2 separate regions of the Homo sapiens genome follow, and region 2 is linked to region 1. A link is a contact called in ENCODE Hi-C data. All regions are on one chromosome and are shown on one strand. The core of a region is the stretch at or near the end of the contact, and the rest is flanking DNA. Distances in the headings are between cores, read along the strand shown.

Region 1 (4,055 bases), core at 994-3,493:
GTAAATCTGTTTTTTTCTTCCTTTACCTAAAGAAACAAAGACATTTCTATAAATTTTAAACAAAAAACCCTCCATTTTAAAAAACAGCTGTCACTTCTTAGAAAGTAATTTTATTTAGTGCAGCTTAGAGGATTATGTGTTTACATCACATACTTATACAGATAAAATCATATAACATTCTCAGAGGTTCCCGATGCTATTATCTGACTAGAATTCTAGTTAAATCTGAATCATTTATCAAATATTTACTCACATAAAAAATGTTAATAATTAATTACCTAACTGCTTTGTCAATGGAGAATTCTGATCCCAAAAGATATCATTCTGTCCATCTGGATCATTAGGAGAACTGAAGGAAGATGACAGTGAGTCCATTTTCAGCGCTCTCTTTGGTGTTTCATACCTTTCTATATAAAATATGAGTAAAATAACAATTGTTGCATTTTAAAGCATTACCTTACTTCGTAAGACCCCAAGGTCAAATAGCTGAGACTAACTTTTATAGTCCAAGATAATTTTTTTTCCCAGAGATAATTACCTGAACCGTAACAGAAATGCTTGTTTCACATAAAAATCCACGCGGCACTTCGCAAACTTCACATTGTAAATAGCAAACACTTCTAGATAATCCAGAAGCTTTATGAATGCATAATACAATACTGTATAACCTAAGTCATTCTATTTATTACCATTGAGTCTTGGAGGCTTTGGGGAACCATCTGTAATTTATAGGTACATTCAAAAATCCAAAGTAACCCAACAGAAACCTAAATATGTTTAGCCCCCTTTCACCAACTCTATCTAATCTACATTAATTGCCATTCTTCAAAAACCATTAGTGATCCAATGCTTGGGAATTTTTGTCTAGAATCACTTTCAAATTTTTATAAAGATTTTTGTTCATTCCCAAATTGCTTTATAGGAGTATTATTAAAGACATGTAAGGTGGCCGGGCGCGGTGGCTGTAATCCCAGCACTTTGGGAGGCCGAGGCGGGTGGATCACGAGGTCAGGAAATCGAGACCATCCTGGCTAACACGGTGAAACCCCTGTCTCTACCAAAAATACAAAAAATTAGCCGGGCGAGGTGGCACACGCCTGTAGTCCCAGCTACTTGGGAGGCTGAGGCAGGAGAATCGCTTGAACCCGGGAGGCGGAGGTTGCAGTGAGCCGAGATTGTGCTACTGCACTGCAGCCTGGGCGACAGGGCGAGATTCTTTCCCAAAAGAAAAAAGACACGTAAGGTATAAAAAAAAAAAAAAAAAAAAAAGCACTATTTCAAGAACATGCTCCAGAATAAAGGCTTTTGTATGAGTTTCAGTTCCAACTAAGATTTACTAGAAGTCTTTTAAAAAGTAACACCTAAAACTAATCGAGACGAAAGAGATCCTTAGTATCTTATTTGGAGGGATGTTACACACAGGAACTTCCGGTTTATTCACAATGAGGTGAGACATCTACCAGGCTTTGAGACAAACTTTAACTTTTCCTATGAACTCTTCTCTAAAGCAGGTCACAGGGAAAAAAAGGGTTTAAAGAGAAATAACTTCTCCGGGCAAAAACTGAGGTTAGCGGGCCTATCAGCTGTTTCTTCTCACTCCACCACTGCTGCTGACTGGAGGAGCAGCCTGGAAAGCAGCCGCCCTCCCGCAAACAGGTAAACCACATTACCTATTCCTGTGGCGGAGGCAAATGGATGGTCAAACCTAACGGGGTAGTGCTGAAGTTCGGGGACAAAAGCCCATCGGGGAGTGGTATAGGATTATTTTTGGACTCTCGAGGGGTGAATCCCAGAGACAGAATACACGCTCCAGACTCCACCCCCACCCCAGATTTCCCTGTTGCAAGCTGGGATGTGGGGATGCGGCGCCGAAGCCAAGGCAGGCCGCGCTGCCGACGTCTCACCCTCGGGGTTACTTTTACTGCACAGGGCGGCGGTCGGAGGCTGCTCTCGCTGCCGCACTGGCCCGGGAGGCCCCTCTCTAGCCCCGCAGGGCCACGAACCGCGGGCCGATCTCAGCCGCCTCCTCCCTGGCTCGACCACCGAGCCGCATTCCTCCGCCGCCACTGTTTTGTGCGGCGTTTTCTTCGGGCTAGGGCTGTCATCATGTTTCCTTCGCCGACTCATTGCCTATGGCCCGCCTCCACCAGCCGCTTCTTCTTTCACATTTTGCAAAGGGATGAGTAGGGCAACAGCACTACAAACCGCACCCCGCACCAACGGCAGCCGCCATTTTGGTCGGTGGGGCGCGCGCAAGAGGCGGCCGCTGATTGGCTGGGTCCGGGAGAGGGGCGGAACTGTTAAGGTGCCGAGGGCGCGCGCACTTCCGCAGCCGGGACAGGAGCCTGCTCTGGAGGAGTGTCTAGGCTCAAAATCCTCCAGACTGGTGGGGGTTGTTCGGGTAGTAGTCAGGTCCGCGTAAACTGAGAGTGGGAGCTTGTGAGTTGGAAAGATTGAATACACTAGCAACTTTTTATTGAATTTACAACGAAAATTGCACGTTAGTCAAATTCAGATTATTGAGAGTCTTCGAATTTCTCAAGAAGAGGAAATACAGTTAATTTTTCATAGATGCTATGTGCATAGAAAAATCCAAAAGAAAGTAGAAAAAATTACTAAATTAATTTAAGAGTTGCTGGATACAAAGTCAATATTCAAAGATCAATGTGTTTCAATAGATTAGCAACAGATATAAAATTGAAGTTTTAAAGAGATACTATTTATAATAGTGCATGAGATAGCAAGTAACTAGGAATAAGTTAAAGATTGTCCTTCCTACAAAGAGAACTATAAAACATTTTTGAGGCCGGGCGCCATGGCTCAAGCCTGTAATCTCAGCACTTTGGGAGGCCGAGGCAGGCGGATCACGAGGTCAGGAGTTCAAGACCAGCCTGACCAGCATGGTGAAACCCCGTCTCTACTAAAAATACAAAAAATTAGCCGGGCATGGTGGTGCGTGCCTGTAGTCCCGGCTACTGGGGAGGCCAAGGCAGGAGAATTGCTTGAACCTGGGAGGCGGAGGTTGCAATGAGCCGAGATTGCGCCACTGCACTTGCAGTGAGCAGAGATCGCGCATCTGCATTCCAGCCTGGGCGACAGAGGGGGACTTCGTGTAAAATAAGTAAATACATACATACATACATACATACAAAAATTAGCCAGGCGTGGTGGCGGGTGCCTGTAATCCCAGCTACTTGGGAGCTGAGGCAGAGAATTGCTTGAACCTGGGAGGTGGAGGTTGCAGTGAGCCGAGATTGCGCCACTGCACTCCAGCCTGGGCAACAGAGCAAGACTCCGTCTCAAAAAAAAAAAAAATTTTTTTTTTGAAAGAAAACGAAGACCTAAATAAATGGTTACACTATGTTCATGGGTTGTGAGACTCAATATTGTTACAATGTCAGCTATTTCCAAACTGACCTATAGATTCAACATAAATACATATGAAGGCCCAGTGTGTGACTGTGTGTGTGTAACATGGTAAGTTTTTTCTAAAATTTATATGAAAATGCAAGGGACCAAAAATATCAATAAACTCTTGAAGATCTCTCGAAGAATAATGAGGGTTGATATCTACCAGGTATCAAGACTTATATGGTAATTAAGACAGTGTTATGATGGTGTCAGGATAGACAAAGATGAAAGAAACAGGATAGCACAGAAACAGACTTCCATATAAATGAACACGATTTAAGACAAAGGTGACCCTTCTGAGCAATGGTAAAAGGACTTTTGAAATTAAATAGTGCTTGGTCTATTTGATGTTCATGTAGAAAAAGAAAGAAACATGACCTTTACCTCAAACTTTATCCCCAAATCAGGTGCATATATATTCATTATAAATTTAATTGTAGAAGATAAAATAACATTTTAGAAGGTATAAATTGTCTTCATGACAGAACGCATTTGAAATAAAACAAAGGTCACCAGGCATAATTATAAATGTGACTACACAAAATTGATAATTTGAGAACTTCTGTCCATTCAAAAACAACATTAAAGAGAAGGAAGGGCAAGGCACAAATTGGGAGAAAATATTTATAAGACATATTTAAGGG
Region 2 (4,055 bases), core at 774-3,273, 7.6 Mb before region 1:
AGCTAAAATTAGGTATTTCAAATATTTTCTTTTTTAATGACAAAATTTAGTTAGTACACAAGTTAATCCATGACTCCTAAAAATACAGACAAGTACAAGTCTTATTGCAGCAAAATAATCACTTCACACAGATTGTTGAAGAAAAAAGAACAAGCGGTGACCCTTTAAATGTTAACAATTGTTTCTGATCTGTAACATGATGAGGGGGGGCAAGCCTGACATTTAGGGATGGCGATCAAAGTAGGAATCGAACTTTCGAATTCATCTAACTCCACTGGGATCTTTATATTCCCTCCTATTTCTTTATGGTTAGCAATTTTCAGGTAGAAATTTTAATTCCCCAAGGGAGAAAACTGAACCTCACTAGGTTTAGCAAGTTACTTTTTTCTATCCTAATAGCAAGTGCGGAGAATTATCCCTACACAAACAAGAAGCAGGCATCCGTTTTATGAGATTTTGAATTTCACATCAACATGCAAAAGACAGGCGGAAATGATTGCCCACTGAGAGGGAACTCACCTTCCAGAAAAGCAAATTCATCCACAGCTTCTATTGCATTATCTGAAACACAAGGAAAAGAGACACCTGACTAACTTCAGCCATGCTGACCTCAGTCAGAAAACAGCACAATCTGCAGTGAAGGGCATGAGGCTTTGGGCAAATGAGGGCATTTATAAGATGCGTCCCTTGCTGCCTTGAGATCCATATCTACTCTACCAGCAACTCTTATATATATTAGCTGTCTCCCTAGAAGAGTTAAGAAAAGCATAGGCAAATACCATTCAACGCGGGGGTTGGGGGCCTCCTAAATTACCCCTAAATTATTTATTCGCTTTGCTCTTAAAGTTGTCAGAGAAGAACGTGGCAATAGACGCAGGGCGCATGAGAATACGGTATACGAAATCTTACCCAGGTGAGGGTTCCCAGCCAGACAAGAGTCAGAAATCAAATCCCCAGTTGCTAGGTGAAAAAGAAATATCTTTTTCTGGTGCAATTTGGCAGAAGGTATGAAGGGATCCAGTCCGCTACGGCAACCCCAGACACCTTCACACACTGCCCCGCCACCCCAAGCAGACAGCCTCTACAGGTAGGGCTTCCTGGCACTGTGGCCAACAGAAACCATCCTGGGGAGAGACGCTGTGGCACCTCTCAGATCAGAGTGACGTCTTCTCAACCTGCACAAGGGGAAACCAGCCCAGCCCTCCCTTGTCTGTCCCCAGACACTGCAGTGCCACTCTACCCAAGTCTCTCCTCTGAAGGGTTTTCCTTTTTCCCTGCTGAGCGCAACAGTAGGCATCTTTTGCAATGGTCTCCACAAACAGTTCCTGTGAAGTAAAAAAGCAAAGTTTTAGTAATGGGTTCTAACACACTGAGGAGGTGAGGGCTCCGGTTTGTGGGTGGGGGCAGAAAGGGAGAAGAAAGGCTCGGGGCAAGAAAATGTTCTGGAAGCTAAGATTGTCCTGGACTTCATGAAGATCCATTCCGCTACCCTCTTCCCAGTATTCTCCCTCATTCACTAAAGACTCCTACAAGTTCTGTACGAGGCCCTGGAGATACAAATTAAAGTCACTCACTATCCAGGTCCTCAACAAGAGGGAGGAGTGTTAACAAAACTCGCACAGGTCCCCGGCCCCTTTCCTCCGCCTTCCGGGTCCACGCCCACATCTCAAAACCCGGGCCACGCCGCCCTAAGCCCCGCCCGCGGGAGGCCCCGAGGCCCCGCCCCACACTCCACCTCCCCCACTCCCGCATGCCCTCGCGCTGCAGGCGCACCGCGGCTCGTGCCAGAATGAAGATGGCTTCCTGTCCCGCTAGCGTCACGTCGGGATCTGCCTTCACCAAGGCCTTCACTCGCGCCAGAGGCAACCTCGAGAGACGAGCCCCAGGCACACTCGTTGGGGCCTGGGGCTGCGAGGCCGCTGCCTCCCCAGCAGGTCCCTCCTCCTCTCGGGGCGTCCCGCTTCCTGCCGCCGCCGCCGCCGCCATCCCGGCCTTGAGCGTGCTGCGCGCGGCCGCCGACTGTGCGCGCGCATGCGGCGCAGGCCCTTTCCCGCGCGGGCTGGAGGCCACACCCTGTGTAGGCGCGCGGCTCCGCCCCTACGCGGCAGTGCGCTGCCAGGAAACCGGGTGGGCGGGGGTCGGGCTCCGGCTCTTCCCACGCGCCTAGCCACCCGTGGGCTGTCGTGCACTTGGTTGACGCTACCGGCGACCCTCTGGCCCCGACGGGCCTGTGGAGCCCAGGCACCTCCCATTGGTGCCTGTGCCTGGCTGGTGAGGGGAGAAATCTAGACCAGGCTCGCAAGAGAGTCTCCGTCAAAACAGAGTGTGCATATTCCAAGGCTAACGAGGGCACGTGTCCGAGGGAGGCCCGGCCCTGGAGGGCCCAGCATCGTGGAAGAGGGTGCCAAGGAGGCAGCGAAATCTGGACCAAATTCAAGGATAACCAGTTATAGATGCTCTTGAAGGAGGGGTAGGGCTTTTGGCAGGCAGAAATGAAGAAATTCAGCCCAGCCAGAGGAAACAAGAAAAAGTCATGGAGGCTAGAAAAGATGAAATTGTGGTGGTGAGGCATCCACGTTTGTTCAAAAAGAGGTTGCATCACAGCTTTGGTTCTCAAATTTGACCTCAAGATCCCTTTACGGTCTTAAAGATTGTTAAAGAGCCCAGGGAGCTTTTGTTTCTGTCAGTTATATCAATACTTACTATATTAGAATTAAAGTTTTAAAATATTGATTTAAAATTACTAATGCGTTACCAGCTAACAAACAACATTTTTATGACAAGTAATTTTTTTTAAATCTAGTAAGAAAAGTCTCTAATGTCTGATTTCATGTGAGAACTGGATTCTCTAGCTGCTTCTGTTGCTAACGTTAGCACTTCTCAGGTAGCTCTTAAAAAACTACTACATCTTGAGAGAATGTGAATGAAAAAGGCAACCTCATAGTAGTATTAAGAAAATAATTTTGGCCTCATGGACTCCTGAAAAGGGTCTCCAGAAAATTCCCACCCCCATGAATCCCCACACCACACTTGGAGGTCTGATAGCGTAGAGGAACAGTTAATATTTAAAATAGGTTTAATCTAAGTCAATCATAATAATAGTGAACACCTTTAAACATTTACTATGTGCATGATTCAAAGTGTTTTAGATTTATGTAAATCATAACTTCTGTAATTTTCACAATACCCTATTGAGGTAAATATTATAACCTTCTTTTTCAAACCTTATTTGAAAAAATTGAGGTGCAGAGTGGTTACTGAGTCGCATACACAGGGCAGAATGTGGTGAAGCCAAGATGAAGCTGAATTAAACACATCTGAAATCACTCAGTTCCAAAATTATGTAGTAAACTCTGACTGGTGTAGGAGTGGAAAGGTGTGAAACCTTTCTTTACCCATTTTAAGGGTCACAGCTGACACTCCTATAACACACACAAAAAGCCTAACAAGTCTAATCAAAGTTTTACATGACATGAGAGTCCAAAAATGCAGACCATGAGACCTAGAGGAAACTATTTTTATGCTTAGGTTATATGAAGAAGGGATCGCTGTGTAGAAATGTGATTAGAGGCCTGGTACGGTGGGTCACACTTGTAATCCCAACACTTTGGGAAGCCAAGGCAGGAGGACCGCCTGAGCCCAGGAGTTTGAGACCAGCCTGGGCAACAGATGGAGACCCCATTTCTACACACACACACACACACACACACACACACACACACACACACACAAATTAGCTGGGTATTGTGATCCTATAGTCCTAGCTACTTGGGAGGCTGAGGTGGGAGAGTTGCTTGAGCCCAGGAGTTCAAGGTTACAGTGAGCAATGATTGCACCACTGCACTCCAGCCTGGGCGACAGAGAGAGACCCTGTGTCTTAAAAAGAAAAAGAAATGGGATTGGACAAAAAGGGAATGATAATAGTCTAATGGTAATAGACTGAATGGGGAAACCCAGCAAGGCCTGTCTGTTCATATTCTTCTTGGCCTCCCTGTGTAGCATTCCTTCTGGTATTAGGGCAGGACCCTTCTGGAATGAGGGTCTTCAAGGGAGAA

Evidence for each region. Hi-C counts contacts between places; a loop is a spot of excess contacts on that map. Pooled maps may share reads with other maps.
Region 2: a loop to region 1 is called in a map of CD4-positive, alpha-beta memory T cell, with 13 times the contacts of the local background. The contact joins the promoter of POLE4 here to the promoter of ETAA1 in region 1. A Hi-C loop is called at or near these places in 2 of 168 maps with a recorded cell type or tissue (CD4-positive, alpha-beta memory T cell and naive thymus-derived CD4-positive, alpha-beta T cell) and 5 of 50 pooled maps.

What each region holds. Positions count from the first base shown.
Region 1 is chr2:67,395,521-67,399,575 of GRCh38, reverse strand. ETAA1 (ETAA1 activator of ATR kinase) reads right to left here and starts at 2,243. Exons shown (of 6, transcript NM_019002.4): 1 at 1,905-2,243; 2 at 279-407; 3 at 1-26. The coding sequence starts at 2,127.
Region 2 is chr2:74,956,611-74,960,665 of GRCh38, reverse strand. It overlaps POLE4 (DNA polymerase epsilon 4, accessory subunit), which reads right to left and starts at 2,023. Exons shown (of 4, transcript NM_019896.4): 1 at 1,774-2,023; 2 at 1,241-1,325; 3 at 520-561. The coding sequence starts at 1,986. It overlaps LOC105374809 (a long non-coding RNA gene), which reads left to right and starts at 1,787. Exons shown (of 5, transcript NR_187884.1): 1 at 1,787-1,934. RefSeq lists silencers at 1,575-1,814, 1,885-2,144 and enhancers at 1,436-1,936, 1,937-2,437.